Regions from separate parts of the Homo sapiens genome. Here region 1 is linked to region 2. The links are chromatin contacts, found by Hi-C or POLR2A ChIA-PET in ENCODE. All regions are on one chromosome and are shown on one strand. Each heading gives the region's core, a stretch centred on a gene start or an enhancer-like site at or near the end of the contact. The rest is flanking DNA. Distances are from core to core; before and after follow the strand shown. Region 1 holds the start of FLVCR2 (FLVCR choline and putative heme transporter 2). Region 2 holds the start of JDP2-AS1 (JDP2 antisense RNA 1).

What was found. A loop is a pair of places that touch in the nucleus more often than their neighbours do. ChIA-PET counts read pairs that join two places held with the same protein, here RNA polymerase II (POLR2A). Pooled maps may share reads with other maps.
Region 1: a loop to region 2 is called in a pooled map, with 2.2 times the contacts of the local background. The contact joins the promoter of FLVCR2 here to the promoter of JDP2-AS1 in region 2. A Hi-C loop is called at or near these places in 5 of 168 maps with a recorded cell type or tissue (MCF 10A, PC-9, endothelial cell of umbilical vein and 2 more), 10 of 37 single-sample maps with no recorded cell type and 14 of 50 pooled maps. POLR2A ChIA-PET finds 5 or more read pairs at or near these places in 2 of 52 experiments (MCF 10A and OCI-LY7).

The regions. Positions count from the first base shown.
Region 1 is chr14:75,575,616-75,580,056 of GRCh38, reverse strand. FLVCR2 (FLVCR choline and putative heme transporter 2) reads right to left here and starts at 1,437. Exons shown (of 10, transcript NM_017791.3): 1 at 416-1,437. The coding sequence starts at 1,084. It overlaps FLVCR2-AS1 (FLVCR2 antisense RNA 1), which reads left to right and starts at 469. Exons shown (of 3, transcript NR_110552.1): 1 at 469-2,280; 2 at 3,512-3,652. RefSeq lists a silencer at 1,492-1,561 and an enhancer at 2,272-2,331.
Region 2 is chr14:75,425,609-75,429,981 of GRCh38, reverse strand. It overlaps JDP2-AS1 (JDP2 antisense RNA 1), which reads left to right and starts at 2,327. Exons shown (of 2, transcript NR_184172.1): 1 at 2,327-2,512; 2 at 3,271-4,373. JDP2 (Jun dimerization protein 2) reads right to left here and starts at 1,960. Exons shown (of 4, transcript NM_001135048.2): 1 at 1,730-1,960. RefSeq lists silencers at 1,312-1,481, 1,542-1,721, 1,972-2,241 and enhancers at 1,907-2,464, 2,432-2,491, 2,512-2,841, 3,092-3,191.

The DNA of each region.
Region 1 (4,441 bases), core at 188-2,687, 150 kb before region 2:
GAGATACTGCACTCTAGGAAAGCTGGTTGGTCCAACTGAAAGCACTGCCAAGTTCTGATGACACCAGAATAGTCTGATGCCCAGGGGCTGCTGCCAGACAGAAGAGCATTCCTGAAATTACAGGTCTAAGTTGGTGGACTGACACAGGTTCGAGAACGACACAGCGAAGGTATAGTATGTTCTAGAAGCATGCTTTTGGCTGGGGCAAGAGCAACTGTGGATGAAAGAGCAGGTCCCCCTGCTTTTGTTTCCCGCCTCTCTTACAGCATCACAATCACTGCCTGTCACACCCAGTTACTGTCACCCAGAGTCACAAACACTGTTGGACAATCAGCAAATTATAGCCTACCACACCCAATAGTTAGGTGCAATCTAACACACGCCCCTGGGAACATTCACAAACTGTTCTACCTACCTGATTGCCAAAGACAGCCACGGAGCAGGCTGTTGAAACCTCATTAGCCCCGAACCAGACGGAAGCGATGCGGGAGGGCATGCCCAGGATGAAAACCTGGGCCACAGAGCAGATGAGCTGGCCCACCACGGTGACCGGAAAGAGATGCGGCTTCAGGCTGCCCAGCTTCACCCAGGCCCCCAGGCAGTTGAGAGCCGAGCCAGTGAGAGCAATGGTGCGCAGGCCGAACTTCTCCAGCAGCCAAGCCACTGGCAGGAGCAGAGGGATGTAAGTCAGCATGTAGCACATGGACAGCCAGTCAATGGCAAAGGCACTGACACCGTAGAAGTGCATGAAGATGTTATTGATGGAGCCGTACTGGATCCACTGAAAGGAGTTGCACATGGAGTAGCAGCTAAACACCAGGACCACGGCCCAACGGCGCCTGCTCACCTTGATCACGCTGAGGTCCTCAGGGCCCGAGCTACTGGGGTGAGCCAAGCCACTGGGTTGGGCTAAGGCACTGGGGTGGGCCGAACTGCTGGGGTGGACAGAGACGCTGGGGTTGATGGAGACGCTGGGATGGACCGAGACGCTGGGATGGACCGAGACGCTGGGGTCCGCTTGGAGTGCGGACTCCGGCACAGGGGTGTCATCGCTCTCTTCCTGGTTGGGACCTTCATTCACCATCGCCACAGTCTCCTCTGGAATCCTGGAGAAGTGGTGAGGACTCCGGCAGTCTTAAGGGACAGTGGCCTCTGCTGGTCTCTTAGAGTTGAAAGGACACTTGCCTATTCCAGAAGAAACAGAGACTAGAGGCTGCGTAAAAGCCTCAAGTGGGGCTTCCTGTGCTCACCTCCAAGCTCCTGCTCCCACTTTTGCTTGGGGCTCTCTGTTGCCACCCGCGGCGATCGCTGTCCCAAGGCCGGCCGCACACGCCGCAGCCGGCTCCGGACCGCTCCTGCCTTGGGTCTCCCCACGAGGCGTTCCTTGTGCAGGAAAAGTTCTCTCCTTGCGCAGCCACTTCGCCCGCAGAGTCCTCTCCCGGGCCAGCTTGGGGCCTCGCCCAGTCGGGCACACGTGACCGCCCCGCCCCCGTCCTGCCTGGCTTCTTCCGCCCCCAACCCCCCCGCCACCACTCCACCCCCGACCCAGTGTCTCTTGCCTTCTCGAGCCCGGTCCTCCGGGCAGAGCAGTTGTTTCGCCACAGCTTGCGGGATGCATTCCTCCCCCACGCCCCGGGCGCCATGGAAACCGCCCGGTTAACCCCCACCCTTTGCACTGCCCCTCATATTCATTTGCCACCCGCTATCAGCGGACCCTGCAAGAAGATCCGCCTTCCCGAAGTAATGCCCAAAATAGAGCCTCTCCGGTGCCTGTCCGCATGCCCTGCGCGCGTGCACCAAAGCCCGGCGCCACCTAAGTGTTCTGGGGAATTCAAGAGGGATTCCCCAACTTTCTCCCCCTTGGCTTAGGCTCCCAGCCCTTTGCTGAACTAAAGAGAGATTTGTAGATTTCCCGGGCTGGTTGCGCTCCTGGGTTAAAGGGGAGTTACAGAAAACTCGCTTTACTCGCTTCTTTCCCTGCGGACGTGGTTTTGTCTTGGGGAGGTTAGATTTGAACCTGTTATGTGGGGCTATTTTTCCTGATGGATTCTGGGCGAAGACCCTAGGGTGCGGGGGAGGGAAAGGAGAGTTTGAAGAAGCCGAAGAAGCTGTCCGCGGTTGTGTGATGGAACGCTTAGCACAGAGCTGGCTCCGGGCTTGGTCTTGGAAGCGGTCTTTGAACTCAAGCAGCCCTAGTCTGCCACCTGCCGGTCCTAGCCCATTTCAAAGGGCAAACCCTCGACTCGTTGCACTGACCTCTGTCCTTGGCGAGGGATCCTGGTAAGGAGCCCAAATTCTCCCTGAGTTCAAACACCAGCTTAGCTACAATGAGGTGCCACTGTAGACCAAGGAACTCCACCTCTCTGCGCTTCAGTTTCTTCATCTGTAAAATGGAAATGATGAAATAATAGTACCTACCTCACCGTGTTGTTCTGAGACTTGAATGAATTAATACACGAATGCACTTAGAAAATTCCTGCCACATAGTAAGCATTCCGCGAATGCTGGCTATCCTAGCAAAAAGCTAACATTTGTTGTACAGTGCTAAACAAATTGAATGCATTAGCTCATTTATGCATCACAAGAATTCTGTGATAAAGTTACTATTGCTGGCCTAAATTTTATAGACAAGAAAACCCAGACTCAGAGAAGTGAAGTAACTTCTTTCTGAAGGTCCCAGCTGGCAAGAAGAGCCATAATTCTCGTTCAAGTCTGTAATCATTCAAGCTGTAGCCTAGCTATTCAAGCACAGTCTGTGGTTAGCAGCGTGGGCACCTGTGGGAGCTTTTTAGAAGGCCAGAATCCCCTCCAGTGTTAAGGCCTTAAAAAACAAAACGGCAACCACAAAACAACCAAGAAGGTTGTCAGGCCCAACCTAGACCCACTGAATTGAAAGCTGCATTTTAACAAGATGCCCAGGAGATTCATTTGTTTACACATTAAATTTTGAGAGCTACTGGGCATCACTGCTTCTTTATTTTTTTTTTCTTTGTTAAACTTCAGACCAGAAAATGAATAACTTGAAGCTCTGGGAAGTGGCTCTCCATTTTGTCTGCACATTAGAATCATATGAAGAAACTCTTAATATCCCAAGTGTTCGGGCAACACCCCATTTAGCGATCTCCGAGGGTGGACCTGAACATCTGCATGTCACAAGCTCCGCTGGTCATCCAAACGTGCAGCCAAGTTAGAACCACTGATTCCCAGGAGAGAACTAGATTCAAATGATCACTCCCTGCTTGAAGGCACCTACTTTTTGGTAGAAACTATAGAGTCTTGGATTATAATGGAATATTTGGAGAGGGAGTTCAGACTCAGATCTAAGAATTTCTACAGTAATTTAACATCTCGTATTGTCACTATTCCTCCTGTGTTTCCCATCATTCTCCAGGGAGCACAGAACTCTGTTCTTTTAGAAGGCCTTCTGAGACCTCTCACTGCTTCTTTTCCCTCGGTCATCATGGGCCTCTTCCAAAACTCTTCATAATATATTCTTAACTTCATTTTACAGATAAGGAAACTGAGGCCTGGAGAGGCGGGTGTGTTACTCAGCGTCCTATAGTGAAATAGCATCAGAACAAGCAGCAATAAAATGGGTGCTCCTTCCACGTGGCCTTTCCCATGAGCTCTTCTGGGGCAGCCCTTCAGCTTGGTGAGAGATTCCAAGGGGTCTAACCTGGGATTCAAGTGAGATTTGGAATTGCTTTTGTGGTGGAACGAGCTGGATCTGTTGTGAGATCTGGGTTGGGTCTGCTTAGACTTGAAGCTCTGTTTTGTCATTCTTAGCTTTGGTATCTTGAGCAAGTCACTTGACCTCTCTATTCTTCAGTTTCTGAATCTATCAAATAAGGATTAAAAATACCTGCCTCCAGCCTGGCACGGTGGCTCACACTTGTAATCTCAGCACTTCGGGATGCCGAGATGGGTGGATCACTTGAGGTCAGGAGTTCAAGACCACCCTGGCCAACATGGTGAAACCCCGTCTCTACTAAAAATACAAAAATTAGCCAGGTGTGGTGGCACATGCCTGTAATCTCAGCTACTTGGGAGGCTGAGGCAGGAGAATCACTTGAACCTGGGAGGCAGAGGCTGCAGTGAGCTGAGATGGCACTACTGCATTCCAGCCTGAGAGACAGAGCGAGACTCTGTCTCAAAAACAAAAAAACAAAACAAACAAAAACCTGCCTCATAGAATTGCTGTGAGAATTAAACAAGCTAATATGCATAAACTGTTTTCAATAATAATGATCATATTCTGGGAGCCACCAGGGTAGGGATGACTCTTGGCTGATTCCTAATGTGGGGGGTAGGGTGTTGGGGTCATCTCTATAAATATTGGGTAGATACTACATAGAGAGAAATATTCTGTATTCATCCCATTGAAAAAACATGTATTGAGCAGCTTACTATGTAGCATATCTATCTTTATGATGTTCTTACT
Region 2 (4,373 bases), core at 1,078-3,577:
GCCAACCTAGGAGAAAAGCCAGAGGTCTACACACCCATGACTTCCTGCAGCCCACCTAGGAGAAAAGCCAGAGGTCTACACACCCATGACTTCCTGCAGCCCTTCAAATCACACAGCACCCAGCTCTTCAGGAAGATTCTGGAGCTGCCTGCAGCTCTGAACCAAAGCCAAAGTAGAAGGGAACAGAAGAGTCTTTGAGAAATCCATCCTCCCTGCTCTAAACAAGGCAAAACCTTAACCACCCAGAGGTGTGAGAATAGATTTTGCTTCTCTTCCTCGATCCTCAGGTTTATACAAAATCAGAGCCATGCTCACACCTGATACCTGGTTAAACTCTCCCCTAGAAACCTGCAAAGGAAGATAAGCTATCCATCCAAGCTGCAGCCAGATTTGCTGGAAAGGTAAAAGCAATGGGAAGTGTTTTTTAAAACCCTCAGGGAAGGAAGGTTGGGGGGAAGGGAGATGATACGCGAATGCAGTTTCTACCAAGGGCTTAAAGGACGTTTGGGTACAAATGTACCCAAACATGGTTCAAAGCTTCCCAATTCCTGATGCTCCTCCAATTAAGACCCTAGGGAGAGACCACCAAGATTTAAGCCTGGGTACACACGCCTAAGCAGGCTGCAAGCCCTTTCTGAGATATAGACCTGAGCACATTTGCCCTGAGCACACGTGGTCGGGCCATAGCCCCATGCCCTGGATTCCAACAGGGAGGGCAGCACCCTGGGCAAGGGCCACGCCATCTTGCAACTGGAGATGACCCAAGGGGGTCGGCTGATTTCTCCTTCCACCAGCCTCTCCATCCCTGCAAAAGAGCCAGGACCTCCCCATCTTCCCCAGCCTCCTCATCTTCCCTGCTCCTCCTACTGACCCAGGCAAAGCCTGGCTCTGCCATCCCAGGGTCCAGGGATCCAGGTGGAAGGCCCAATCCACCCCTACACTCTCCCACCCCCCACTGCACCCCTACCCCTCGACAACCTCCTTTGAAGGGAGGAGCAGAGGAGAGCCTTCTAAGCTGGGCTGGGCAAGGGAGAGGCTGGTTACCTACAGGAGCCTGCTTGCCTCCTTATATAACCTGGCGTGGGAGACAGGAGAGCCCAAAGGGGACCCCGGCCACCCCTAGATCCCCTCCCAGCCCAGAGCTCCGAAGCAATGGCCATGAGAGAAGCTGCCTTCATTGGATGGAAATCCCGAGCCCTTCTCAATACTCTCCTCCGGGTCCGGGTCCTCCGGGAGTCGCGCTTCCTCACTGCCAGGAGGTCCTTGTCATCCCTCCACAATCTAACCCCGACCCCAACCCCGCACCTCCCTGGCCCTTCACCCTCCACCTCCACCCGCACAGCCCATCTCCGCGGGCACTTTTCTCCCCACTCACCCCGCCTTCCCCGCCGCCCGAGGAGAGCACCTCCCTGCAAACGGACGGGGGAGGAGAGCGCGGGAGGGAGAAGGAGGGAGCACCCCGGCTGTCCAGGGAGCGGACGGAGCCTCCCGTCCCGGGGCGGGAACCAAAAGGAAGCCTCAGGCTGCCGGGCGCCTCGCGGGAGGGGCCCGGCTGCAGCGCCCGGCGCGGGGAAAGCTCGAGGTCCCTGGGCTGCGGGAGCCTCCCCGCGGGGCTGGGCTGGGGCTCCTCGCGCTCCGCCCGTGCGGGGGCGGCCGTCCCAGGTGCCCGCGCCGCGCCCTGCCCCGCCCCGCCCGTCCCGGCGCCCCCAGCGCGCGCCCTCGCACCCACCGTGCAGAAGGTGCGGGGGGAGGCGGCGCCCCCGGGGCCGGGGCCCGGCTGCAGGCGCCGTGCCCGCTCCGCGCCGCTGCCGCCCGGCCGCGGAGCTCCGCCCGGTGCCCAGGCCTGTCCCGGCCCGGGAGCCGCCGCGGCGCCAGCCCCGCCGCCGCTGCAGCGTCCGCCGCCGCCAGCGCCCCCCGTCGCGGCCGCCGAGCGTCCCTCCCGCAGGCTGTGGCGGGCGGCGGGACGGGTTGCATCAGCCCCGGCTATATAGCGGCCCCTGGGCGGCGGGGAGGGGTCGGGAATGCGGAACCGGCCGAGCTGCCAGCTCCAGACGTCAGAGGGGGACGGAGAGGAAGGGAAGGAGGGGACCGGGGAGGAGGGGGTGTGGAGCCGGCGCTTCACACCCACTGACCTTAACCTCCCCCGCCGCCTTGGGCGCCCTCCTCCCGCGGCCGCTCGCGCTCCTCTCCCCGCGGGGGCGTCCCGGGTTCCATGCAGTCCCCCGGCTCCGCCACCCCACGGTGCAGGAGCGCTCGAGAAAGCAGGACGCGGCGAGCGGTTATGTAAGCGCACCCCCCGCGCACCGCCGCCCGGCTTGTGCCCGCCAGGCAGCAGCAGCCGCAGCCCTAGGAGAGAGACGCGAGAGGCCGGAGCCGGGGGAAAAGTCAAAAGCCCCTTCACGCACAGCCTGTGTTAACCATGTACCTCAGTCCCGGCGCTTCCCCCACAAACTGAGAGCGACAGGGAGAATTTCCGCACAGTTTCATCCTTGGACACTTCAGGACTGAGCGGGTGAGGAGGCGATCTCGCCAGCCTGCTTTATTTTTCGGTGGAGAAGGATGGGCTGAGATGAAGGCATTTGGGGACTCCTACCCCTACCCACCGGCCCCCGCCAGCGCCCTTAGGCCCCGAGACGGCTGGCTGCACCAGCCTGACCTCTGCTAGGGCTGCAGCCTGAGACCGCGGCTTGCTCTACTGCTGGCGCAGTTTGACCCTTGGGCTTGTACCCTGCTCCAGCGGGCTTCTCCTTTCCACTCCGGACACAGCAGTGAGCAGACCCAGCCCTCAGCAGACCCCAAGTGGCCTTCTTCCCCGTTCCAGCTTCAATAGCCAACCCCACTCCCACCTTCCATCCTTCTAGAGAGGAAATGGTGAAGGGGACTCCAGAGGGAAGGCGACATCCATGGTGCCCTCCAGTATACAAAGGCAGAGACACAGAGCCCTCAGGTAGAACGGGGTTCCCTAGATGGCATCTCCTACCTCCAGAGCTCCTGGGTACCCATCGAGCCCCCTACCTTCTGCCTAAGCCAGATAGGAGTGACGATTTTTATACTCAGCGACTTTCGGCCTCCTTCTGAGAGTGATGTCAGGTCATCACCCATAGAAGAAAGGAAGTGAAAGAAAAAGTTCATGCCTTCTTGGAGTGCAGATGCTCAGAGTGAAAGAAACAACAAGACTTGAGACAGATGGGTGCCATTGAGCAAACCCGAACATGCATGTCTCTCTCATGTGAGTGAGTGCATGAGACTTTATTCTCCTTATTTCCCCAGTGCAGTGAAATCTTTCTGGATAAAAGAAGTGGGCTAATGGAAGGAGAGACAGACCAAGTCCCAATGACATTGCCTGACCATTTTCACCTTCGCCATCAGCAGTCTCCCTCACAGCATTGGTGTGGGCAGGTAAGAAGAAAGCAAGGCCCTGAAAGAATATACATTGGAAAATGAGCAGTAATTTGATACTCTTGTGGAAGAGCATGACTCTTCGCCCCAGAAAGGCCAATGACACCTTTACTACAGCGTAAAGATCAAAGCCAGGGACTGTGAAACTGCCTCATGATGTTTCTCCCATGAGACCTGTGTCTGGATGTTTATATGGAACAAAACATGGAACAGAGGCAATAGTACTTGATGTGTCTTCAGCTGGGGCTTTGGATAAACTAAACTGATCTATATTCAGGGACTAATAATTAGGGTGTGTGGTTAGAGCGCGTCCTCTCTAGGGCCTGTTTTGGACTGTGGCTGGGCCACCAGCAGTCCTACTGGGCCTTTGCTTCCCCCACAAATTAAATATGTTACAGGGGTGGCACCAAGGGGTGACTTGGGAGGCCTTTAGTCCCCTCTACCTCTCTATAATCTCCATTAGATCTTCTCTGTTATTTGCTATTGATGCTTTTCAGTTTCATATAGGACGCTATAAGAACACAGCTTCAAGGCCTCCCTTCCGCCACATACTCCCTACTAGGCCCCTCTACGTAGTCACTGCCTCTGGGAGTGGCTAGAGGGAGAAGCCATAAACTGGGTCCTTTATGCAGACATTGGATGCTGGATGGAGCTGATTTACCACTGGCTCTTAGGGACAGACAAGTGACTCAGCCTAAGGCAGTTTGAATTTAAGTTTCCTATCACAACTAGAAAAGTCCTGATTAACACGCCCAGCCCTAGTCAATGGGCTGATTGAGAGATCGTCACATATCCCAAGAAAATCTCACAAGACTGGGAATTTTGTGGATCTGCTGGAAAGAGAAGCTGCCAGAAGCCCCACGTGAAAGGGAACTACTGAGAGTGAAGCTAATGGGAGGAAAAGTAGAGCCAAGCCACGGAGGGAAAGACAGATCAAGTTCCAATGACATTGCCTGAGTTCCTGAATTCAGTCA